4 separate regions of the Homo sapiens genome follow, and regions 1, 3 and 4 are each linked to region 2. Evidence: chromatin loops called from intact Hi-C (ENCODE). Cell type or tissue: heart left ventricle. All regions are shown on one strand. Region 1 has its middle 45 kb from the start of LINC00368. Region 2 overlaps LOC105370362 (a long non-coding RNA gene). Region 3 has its middle 22 kb from the start of NAXD. Region 4 overlaps CARS2 (cysteinyl-tRNA synthetase 2, mitochondrial).

Evidence for each region. Peaks named below come from ENCODE experiments on the same cell type or tissue, not always from the same donor. Only the 100,000 strongest peaks of a DNase experiment are listed, where the experiment ranks them.
Region 1: it touches region 2 in a loop (4-fold over the local background); 5 of 110 quality-filtered maps call a loop at or near these places.
Region 3: it touches region 2 in a loop (13-fold over the local background); 94 of 110 quality-filtered maps call a loop at or near these places.
Region 4: a loop joins it to region 2, with 5 times the contacts of the local background. A loop is called at or near these places in 32 of 110 quality-filtered maps.

What each region holds. Positions count from the first base shown.
Region 1 is chr13:111,049,145-111,051,644 of GRCh38, forward strand. No RefSeq gene overlaps it. Among named protein-coding and RNA genes, the nearest start is that of LINC00368, 45 kb to the right of the region's middle. In heart left ventricle, a CTCF peak has its summit at 1,304 (motif pointing left); no DNase peak of the experiment used is centred here.
Region 2 is chr13:110,818,200-110,820,699 of GRCh38, forward strand. It overlaps LOC105370362 (a long non-coding RNA gene), which reads left to right. Exons shown (of 2, transcript NR_158538.1): 2 at 591-1,867. Among named protein-coding and RNA genes, the nearest start is that of LINC00567, 6.4 kb to the left of the region's middle. RefSeq lists a silencer at 1,458-1,527. In heart left ventricle, a CTCF peak has its summit at 1,441 (motif pointing left); a DNase peak (open chromatin) is centred at 1,432.
Region 3 is chr13:110,592,640-110,595,139 of GRCh38, forward strand. No RefSeq gene overlaps it. Among named protein-coding and RNA genes, the nearest start is that of NAXD, 22 kb to the right of the region's middle. In heart left ventricle, a CTCF peak has its summit at 1,036 (motif pointing right); no DNase peak of the experiment used is centred here.
Region 4 is chr13:110,681,890-110,684,389 of GRCh38, forward strand. CARS2 (cysteinyl-tRNA synthetase 2, mitochondrial) reads right to left here. Exons shown (of 15, transcript NM_024537.4): 6 at 1,162-1,245. Among named protein-coding and RNA genes, the nearest start is that of CARS2, 23 kb to the right of the region's middle. In heart left ventricle, a CTCF peak has its summit at 1,496 (motif pointing right); no DNase peak of the experiment used is centred here.

The DNA.
Region 1 (2,500 bases), 230 kb after region 2:
CTGTTCTCTTCTCACATTTCCCATTCCACTTGGTCTCTGTGAGTGGGTTTTTTTGTTTTTTTGTTTTTTTTTCAGATGGAGTCTCGCTCTGTTGGCCATGCTGGAGTGTAGTGGCATGATCTTGGCTCACTGAAACCACCACCTCCCAGGTTCAAGTGATTCTACTGCTCAGCCTCCTGAGAAGCTAGGACTACAGGCGTGCACCACCAAGTCCGGCTAATTTTTGTATTTTTAGTAGAGATGGGGTTTCGCCATGTTGGCCAGGCTGGTCTTGAACTCCTGACCTCAAGTGATCCGCCTGCCTCAGCCTCCCAAAGTGCTGGGATTACAGGCGTGAGCCACCGCGCCTGGCCCTCTGTGAGTGGTTTCACCCACACGTGGCCTGAAGGGTCATCTCTCTGCAACTGACTCCCAGCCCCATGTCACCCCGGGGACAATGCAGCAGCATCCCGGTATTTGCAAGTTTCATGTGTATAGAACAATGCGGTCCCGTCCAGTCACAGTCAGGTTCAGCTGGCCTCAGTGCTGTGACGTGGGCTTCCACAGCAAAAGGGTCCATGTGGAATTACTGGGTGCCAGGCTAGCCATGGGCAAGGATGACAGAGTGTTTGGGGCCAGTCACCATACACATTTCTAAGGCAGGGCTGCATTAGACTTCTCACCAATTTTGAGAAAATTGGCAATTTTAAGCACAGCTCTATGGAACAAATGGAGTTGCAGGTCGTCTTGGTCTCTGCACCTGACTTCAGGCTCGTAGGCTGCCGCATCTTGGTTGATACAGCGGCCCCTACCACTTCTGCAGAGGCTGCGAGGCCCCCGCAGCTTCTCCACATCTTCCTCTTATGACATCAAGCTGCCCGAGGGGACAAGGCTGGGCTGCCTGGTTCTTTGACCCAAAGAGCACTGGTGATGAGGGGACCATGAGAGAAACCGTACTCGCTTTGGTCCTGTCCCCTGGAGATGGAGGCGGAAGGGCAGGATTACAGGGGTGTGTGTGTGCACATGCATGTGTGTGCGTGTGTGTGCAGGTGTGTGCGTTGTGTGCACCTGTTCATGTGTGTGGAGTAGGGGTGGTAGGGTGCAAAGAGGCCGAGGTTGCGGGAAAAACCGAAGGACACTCAGGGGAGGGGTTTTGGAGCTGGGGAGGGGTGTGGAGCTGGGGCGGGGCCGCACCAGCACTGACCTCTAACTGCACATTTGACCAGACCTACCCTTGGCGGGTTGCCAGCCATCCAGTTCAGAATTGGGGTGCGCAGTGGGGAAGGGGGGAGAATTCCTGAGCAATTTAATTATGCCTGGGGTGCCCTCTGGTGGCTCACCTTTTATTCTGACTCCAAGTTCCAGGAACTTGGAAACTCACTCACTTAGAAAACTGGGGCAGTTTGGGGGGACTTGGACATTTGTTGTGGCTATGAATGAATGAAGCCTCTAACAAGATCCTACTCACTGGAAACACAGAACCTACAGAGGAAGCAAACAGGTTTCTGTCTACAACGACGGGAACTGGGGAAGCAAAGTGTGTTCAGTTTGCTAAACATTCCTCAGCCAGCCTGGGTTATAGAACAAGGTCACAGTCCTTTTGTTATTAAATAAGGGTGGCCCTAAGCCCTCATCTCTCGATTCTGGAAATGTCTGACTTTTGTCCTCAGGGTCTACCTTCTGTGATATGTCCAGACACCTCAGGCCAAAAAATCAGCCTCCTGGATAGAAAACCAGGAAACGTTGTCACCCATCAGAGGCCTCATTCTCACGGTCATCGCTCTGTCAGGTCATCTGTCCTGCTGTGCAGGAGCCCTTAAAGACCAGGCACCTCTCTGCCCACTCAGGCCATAAGCAAGGTCACCACAGGGCCCTCCGAGAGGAAGGGAGGCTCTCTCCTAACAGCTTCCATGATGCCAGGGCTCATGGTGGCCCAGTTCTTCTTCATGTATCTATGCAGCAGCTCATGTGTGTGTGCACACATGCATGCATGTGCAAAGGTAGGCACCCACTTACACACATGCTTGCACACACAGGCATATGCACCCACTCGCATGCATGCACACATAGACATAGGCACCCACTCACACACATGCATGCATGTGCAAACCCATGCACCCACTCACACACATGCATGCATGCACACATAGACATATGCACTCACTCACACACATGCATGCATGTGCAAATGTATGCCCCCACTCACACACATCATGCATGCACACATAGACATATGCACCCACTCACACGCATGCATGCACACACAGGCATATGCACACACATTCACACACAGGCATATGCACACATTCATACACGTGTGTGACACACTCCTACATCTCTCTTGCCCACAAGAACAAATTAAGGGAAGAGCATAGAGAGAAGTTTTGAGGATTTCCAACAGAGAGGGGTCGCATCTCTTCCCTGTCTACCCCTTTTGCCTCCAGGAGGTCTCTGCCTGGTGAGACGCCAGGAGGGTGGGGACTGTAGCGCAGCTGGCAGGCAGCTGGTCAGTGCTGCTGGA
Region 2 (2,500 bases):
TTGCTGTTTACACACTTATGCATATGCCATTATTAAACACGGCAGACCTGTTTTAACGGAGGTCTGTTTTCTGGGTGAGAGTGGGCTTGGCCTGCTCTGCGGCACTGCCCGTGTGTTCGTGGTCTTGCCAAGCTGCTTGTTCTAAAGACTTCGCTTTTGGAGTTGTCTTGAGCTTTGAGAGGGCACAGCCCCAACCATGTCCTTCCTGAAGAACAAGGGTCCTGGCTGTACCTGGTCCTTCATTTATTTCCATATAAATTTCAGAATCAGCTTTTCAAGGTCCATAAGAAAAGAAATCTGTGATTTAGATGAAATTGTATTGACTCTACAGTAGGTGTTTTTACTTTGTTATTGTTGTTTCCTTAAAGTAATCTTACTCAAAAAGAAATGTAAGCTCTGCGTAGAAAACAGTGAAACACGGGGAAATAAAGGAAAAAAGAAGCAGTTACTACATCACCTCGACTGCCCCCACCAGACAACACTGCTAGCATTTTAATGTCTTTTATCTTTAATATATATTTTATTATATATAAAATATCTAATAAATATATGCATACATAGTGTACATTTGCATACCCATGTATTTACAGATGCCACACACCACGTGTTCCCAGCTCTAAGAGGCCTGTTTGTCCCCATTTTACCACCTCTGGATTCAGGACACGCCTGGCTGCATTGTCTCCTTGTCTGCATAGAAACTTGTGGGACAGAAGCCGCTGGCAGACGTTGGTGGGGACCCTCACAACGCCCCCAATTCAGGCCCCTGAGGCCACAGGAAAGGATGTGGCACAAGGAGGCCAACCATGCAGTCCTGCTTGGAGCGGTGACTGGGAAGACAGACGTACCCTGAAGAAGCACAGAGGAATCGAGACCAATTGTTTTTGCCTTATTTTCCTAGTTAAGTATACAAAGGAGTGATATCAATAAAAACCTATGTCTAAATAAGTAAAAACTGCTCTTTTGACAGGTACGAAATGAAAACTCTGTGTTGAGAGCAGCTTTCTAGTTTGGGGGACAATCTTGATCTCTCTTAGCTGAATGGGAGTCTTCGATTCTATGAAGGGCCAGACGCATTGCTGGTGGGTGGGTTGGCACAGTCCACTGCAAGCCTTCACCAATGGCACTGGTGCCGCCGCTGACGCAGGGAGGAGAGGGCTGCTCTGCGGATTGACCGGTTGGAGGCAGGTGCAGGTTCCAGAGACCCCCATGCTCCCCAATGCTTGGGAGGCGCTGTGGTTTGACTTGAATGCTGCTGTGGAGTTATTGGTGGCTCCCCCAAGCATAGTTCACAAATGAACTGAGGTTTGATGTTGTTTTAGGTACCATACGTGTTATTTTCTCAAAAATATGTCCTGGAACGTCCCTGCCTCCGATGGCTTTCTTTGGGGACATGAGTTCCCTGGCATGTGGGTGGCAACACTGCCCCCTGCTGGTGTTGGGCAGCATCATCAGGCACCCGGGCAAAGGCTCCAGCCTCAGCCTCGGCCGTAGGTCACAGCCGATTGGACACAGAACCTGAGATTTTCCTACAAAGTTTAAGATTTGAACTGAATACCATCCAGAGGTGTGATCCTAAAGCAATGGCGACATTGCTACTAGGTTCAAGCAGAACTTACTTTTTCCCTACTGCTCACCAGGTATTAAATATTTAGTGACATTTCTGTTACCTGGCATTGTAATTATTTCAAATGAATTCTTGTGTTCTATATTGTTTCGTTTTTATTGGACTATGTTTTTCTTTACATGTATTGTGGATACCTTTGTAAAGACTCATCCAAATTTATTTTTTTGCTCCATATTTTGTAAGAATTTTTAGTAATGCATTTGCCTTGTCAGTATGAATCTTATATAAATTTATTCTAATTCATTTCATATTGTGGCTTGCTTTCTATTTACTGGCATTTCCTGAAATACAATGTCTATATTTGCTTTTATATGATATGTGAAGTACTTGTAAATTTACAAGTAAATTTATTGTGTTTACTTGCAGCCTATATACTTGTATTTATAAACACAACATATTTCTTGTTAGCTACGTGGCTTTCCATTTTTCTTTTTTGGGTTTAGTAGAAAATTACCACATATCTAAAACTTATTATCTCAACCAGATTCCAATATACAATATAACTTTATTTATGCCCGTGTTTTCCTATAATATCTCTTGAAAATAGCTTTCAGTACATAAATGCTTAAGGTTTTTTTTTTTCAAAAAGCGTCCTGTGGGTTGGGAGGCACTGATGTGTCCCCAGTGCCAGCAGGTGTGTTGGCTGTTGGTGATGGGCCGCTAATCCAGCTGCTGCCGGCTGACTGTTACCGTGGGGATGACTTTCAGGTGTCTGATGGCGTTGTCAAGCAGACTCTGTGGACACAGGGAACTTAAGGACTGCCTCGCTCTGAAGTGGTTATCTCTGCAGTTAATGTTTCCACCGAGGACTCTGCTTCCAGCCTGTCCATCCTGCCCACCTAAGAAAACCCTTAGAAATAAGGGGTGAGTCCCTCG
Region 3 (2,500 bases), 230 kb before region 2:
TTTTACTTCGTGATTCATGTGGCATACTGAGTATGAAAATCATCTTCCTCCCTAAAGGCCATCGTTTTTTCTCCCCATGAACATTTATGCCAAATACTGTTTTGAATTTAATATTTCCACATCCCCTAAGCAGAACCCAGTCTGACTTCTCTCTCTTTTTTTTTTTCCCTGCCTCTGAGTCTACTATGAGAAATGATTCTGACTCATAAAATTGATGTATCTATAGAACAAATGGCAGTTGTGGCCCCTCCTGAAGATGACTCTTTGGGTTTCCACACTTTCTGGATTGGACTTGAATTCCTTGGTGTCATTTTCAGGGCCTCCTGCGGCTTTGCCCCACATATGCCTCAGACCCATGCAAATCAAGTCCTGGATTTTCTGGCTATTTTTACTCTAACACAGAATATAAATGTTAGACATAAGCCTTTAACAACGCCCAGCGATATTACTTCCGTCAAGAAGGAAAGATTGAACGAAACAATGGAGAATCAACAATCCCAGGCTGGGCGCGGTGGCTCACGCCTGTAATCCCACCACTCTGGGAGGCCGAAGCGGGCAGATCACCTGAGGTCAGGAGTTCGAGACCAGCCTGGCCAACAAGGCGAAACCCCACCTCTATTAAAAAATACAAAAACTAGCTGGGTGTGGTGGCATGTGCCTGTAATCCCAGCTACTCAGGAGGCTGAGACAGGAGAATTGCTTGAACCCGGGAGGTGGAGGTTGCAGTGAGCCAAGATCGCATCCCTGCACTCCAGCCTGGGTGACAGAGCAAAACTCCTTCTCAAAAAAAAAAAAAAAAAAAAAAAATTCCCAAAGGTCTATGATCCTTTCATTAATAAGATAGAATTACATAATTCTTTATTGGTTTAAGTTTTATCTTCATCAGAAGTTCTACTTGAAGGATCAGACCTAAATACAAACCATCTGATAATGACAGCTCTGGGCTAAACTGCAGGGCCCCTGGAACAGAATGTCATCTGAAGGAACTCAAGTTGGGGACATTTCCCAACACAGTCATCCTAGAGACAGTAGAGGGCACTACAGGCAAATATTAAACTAAAAAGTAAATGTCCCGTCAGGAAACAACTTGGAGTATTAGGTGTCGTACGTAATACAACAATGTAAAATTTCTCATGCTCAAAGCTAAATGAGTGTTTTCTGTTTAAGTTCTTAATGTTCTAGAGCTCTACTATTCAATATGGCAGACACCAACCACACATGCGTATTTAAATTTAAATTAATGAAAATGTAATAAAATTTAAAATTCAGCTCTTCAGTTGTACCAGCCACATTTCTTGTGCTCAACAGATATGTGGCTAGTGGCTACTATATAGGACAGTGCGGGCACAGAACATTTCCTTCATCACAGAAAGTTCTAGTAGACAGCACTGCTGAAGTCTCAGTTTCCATTATATATTACAATAGAAGGGGATTAGAATATGCCGCCTCAAGATATGCCACTTTGGCATAAAGATTATTTTGAACTGGAAGGCAATTGAGAAAAAGTAGACACAGGAAAGGCTCTCTGCCCTCCCCTCTCTGCCTAAAAGCCGGGCATAAATTTCTGTCATGGGGGTGTCCCCATCTCTCATACCGGGAAGGGAAGAACAACATCATCACTGACAATGGAGATGGCACCAGGATGCGTCTGCGTAAACTAGCTTTACTAAATAACCCTATAACCCTTCCCTTCTGTTCATTTTCCTCATATGCTCCTTTCCACAGTTTACCACCTCTAGAAGCCCAAACTCTTTTTCCTTGGTCTTGTCCTGTCTCCACAATTTATAGCCCTTTGTTAAAAGGGCATAGAACCCCAGCCCCACGGTTTTTGTTGTTTGGTTTTTTGTGGGTTGTTTTTTGTTTGTTTTTCATTTTTTGTTTTTTTTTTTTTTGAGACAGAGTCTTGCTCTGTCACCAGGCTGGAGTGCAGTGGCATAATCTTGGCTCATTGCAACCTCTGCCTCCTGAGTTCAAGCAATTCTCCTGCCTCAGTCTCCTGAGTAGCTGGGATTACAGGTGCATGCCACATGCCTGGCTGATTTTTGTATTTTTAGAAGATGGGGTTTCACCATGTTGGCCAGGCTGGTCTCGAACTCCTGACCTCAGGTGATCTGTCCACCTCAGACTCCCAAAGCGCTGGGATTACAGGCATGAGCCACCGCGGCTGGCCCCCAGCCCCATGTTTAACTGCTCCTGTGGGTCTTCATTTCTTTCCTGTGAAGTCCTCCATGCACACAAAAAATTAAAACTTATTAAAATATTAACATGAAGGCCAGGTGCAGTGGCTCACGCCCGTAATTCCAACAGTTTGGGAGGCCAAGGCCAGCGGATCACTTGAGGTCAGGAGTTTGAGACCAGCCTGGCCAACATGGTGAAACCCCATCTCTACTAAAAATACAAAAATTAGGTAGGCGTGGTGGCGCATGCCTGTAATCCCAGCTACTTGGGAGGCCGAGGCAGGAGAATCGCTTGAACCCAGGAGGCAGAGGTTGTAGTGGGC
Region 4 (2,500 bases), 140 kb before region 2:
AAGACCAGTGATTTCCAGGGATGGGAAAGAGGGAAGGATGAGCAGACAGACCACACAGGATTTTTCAGGGCAGTGCAAGTATCCTGCGTGATGCTGGAATGGTGGAAACATGTCGCTATACATTCACCCAAACCCAGAGCACACAGTGCCGAGAGTGAACCCTGATGCCAACTCTGGTCTCTGGGCAAAGCTGATGCGTCAATGGTGGGGGATGCTGACAGTGTGGGGGGCGGTGTGGAGGGTAGCAGGTAGACAGGAATTCTCTGTACCTTACTCTCAAATTTGCTATGAAGCTAAAATGGCTCTAAAAAGCAAATCTATTAAATAAATAATTTTAAAAAACCTTCCTGATGCCAGAATGTACAACTCTCAGAAACTTCTCCTCCACATGTGTAAGCAAAGCCCACACGGCCTGCTGGTAGCCACGCCTCACACGTGGCTGATGTGGGCGTCTGTGTTCCGGCCTGTGCGGGGAGCGGGACAGGGCACCACGGCGGGGGAAGGAAAGAACCTGAGGGGTCAGTGCTATGGATGGTTAGGATTCATTGGCACAGTTTATGGCGCAGAAAGACAGTGCCTAAAACCAGAAATACCTTGAACAGTCTTTGGGGTCTGTCCCTGTTATTCTTGTTTGATTCCCTTAGACAGTATCCTTTTCAAATTATTTTAAATTTAGTTCCATATACTGCGCTTACTATTTCTTCTCCATAAAAATGTTTTGACCTAATAACTCCCTGGAACAGAATAGAGCAAGGAAGAGATTCAAACAGATTGGAAGTTTAACACATAGTAAGACACGTATGGGAATTAAATGTACGGTAACACAGAAGAACGCGAAAATATGATGTACGTGTATGAGGTTTTCATGTGCGCTGAAAACCCTGGGGAGGAAAAAGGAGACAGTGACCAGCACTGTCTCCAGGGAATGGAGCCAGGCACGCTGGGGGCGGGGGTGGACGATGCCCCACTTGCCGTTTGAACTATATGCCTCACAAGCTGGAGCCATCCACAGAAACCACACTAAATTTAAAACACAGCTGTGACCTGGGTAAGGCCAGTGTCTGAGCAAGTGGAGGGGTCTGCGCTCCAGATCTCATCTCCCCAGAGCTGAGACCCGAGGCAGAGGTCAGGGACCCACAGGGCTGAGCCCGGCCAACCCACCTGGCTCTCCGACTGGACCAGGGACCACGCCGACCAATTTGCCATACTTGTCTCCTCTAGACTTCAGATCGAAGTAGACATTGCCTGTTTATAAAGACAATTATGAATTCATCACTTCTCAGTCTGAATATCAGCATATTGACAACCTTAACATCTAACAAGTAATTAGAATTTAAATACAGAACATAGCATTTGGCCCCATATACATATATAGTATTTATATTTTTATAGACAGGGTCTTGCTGTTGCTCAGGCTGGAGTGCAGTGGTACAATCACAGCTCACGATAGCCTTGAACTCCTTGGCTCAGGCAGTCTTCCCACCTCAACCTTCCCAGTAGGTGGGGCTATAGGAGTGACACCATGCCTGGCTTAATATATTTGTTAACCAGAATTAAAAACAATACTATAAGATAAATGCATGATTTGGACATATCATGAGTACACAGACGTGAAAGTGAAAACACAAATGTAAGTTCTCTGTAAACTACTGAGACAATTATTTAATCAGAAAAAAGAAAAGTGTTATCACTGACCTTCATTTAGATCTTGTGCCTTGTGTTACACAACAGCTAACAAAGACACTCTTTCTTTACTTTATGTTACACACCAGCTAGCAAAGACACTCTTTCTTTGCCCAGTCATCTTCTAAAACTACCTTTTTACTCAGATTGAAAACATCATCTGGCTGGGTGCAGTGGCTCACGCCTCCAATCCCAGCACTTTGGGAGTCCGAGGCAGGAGGATTGTTTGAGCTGAAGAGTTCGAGACCAGCCTGGGCAACATAGTGAGACCCCATCTCTACCAAAAAAAACACACAAAAAAATCATCTGCATATTGAAGTGTCTGTGAGGCTGAGTGCCAAGGTCCGCTTTGCAGTCTGAGGTCAGAACCTTCTCCAGAGCCTCCTGCAAGCCTGGGCTGCCCTTGCCCCTTCCACCACAAAGCCTAAGAAAGCAGAGCTGGGGAGGAGGCACTCAGAGTGGGAGCTTTGTCAAGAAGAAAGCACTACCAACCTATGCTCCAAGGCTGCCCGGCTGCAGCCGCTGTGTGTTCCAGGCCATGTGTCTCCCTAGGAAGGAGGCAATGCTCATCCGGGCTGTGACCATGGCCATTCTCAGTACCACAGATCCGCAGCCACCATCCAGCACCCTCCAACCACACAGCAGCATGTAGCTGTCCTCAGGCCCCAGGCGTGGGTGCAACTTTTAGCCTTTACAAAGTTTGAGTCTTCACATTCTTTTTTACTAATGCAGTTACTGATTTGCATCAGTACTGTCCTTACTGCGGACACTGGTGTTGGTAAGATCAAGGAAACTTTGCAACTGGCAAACACAAGCT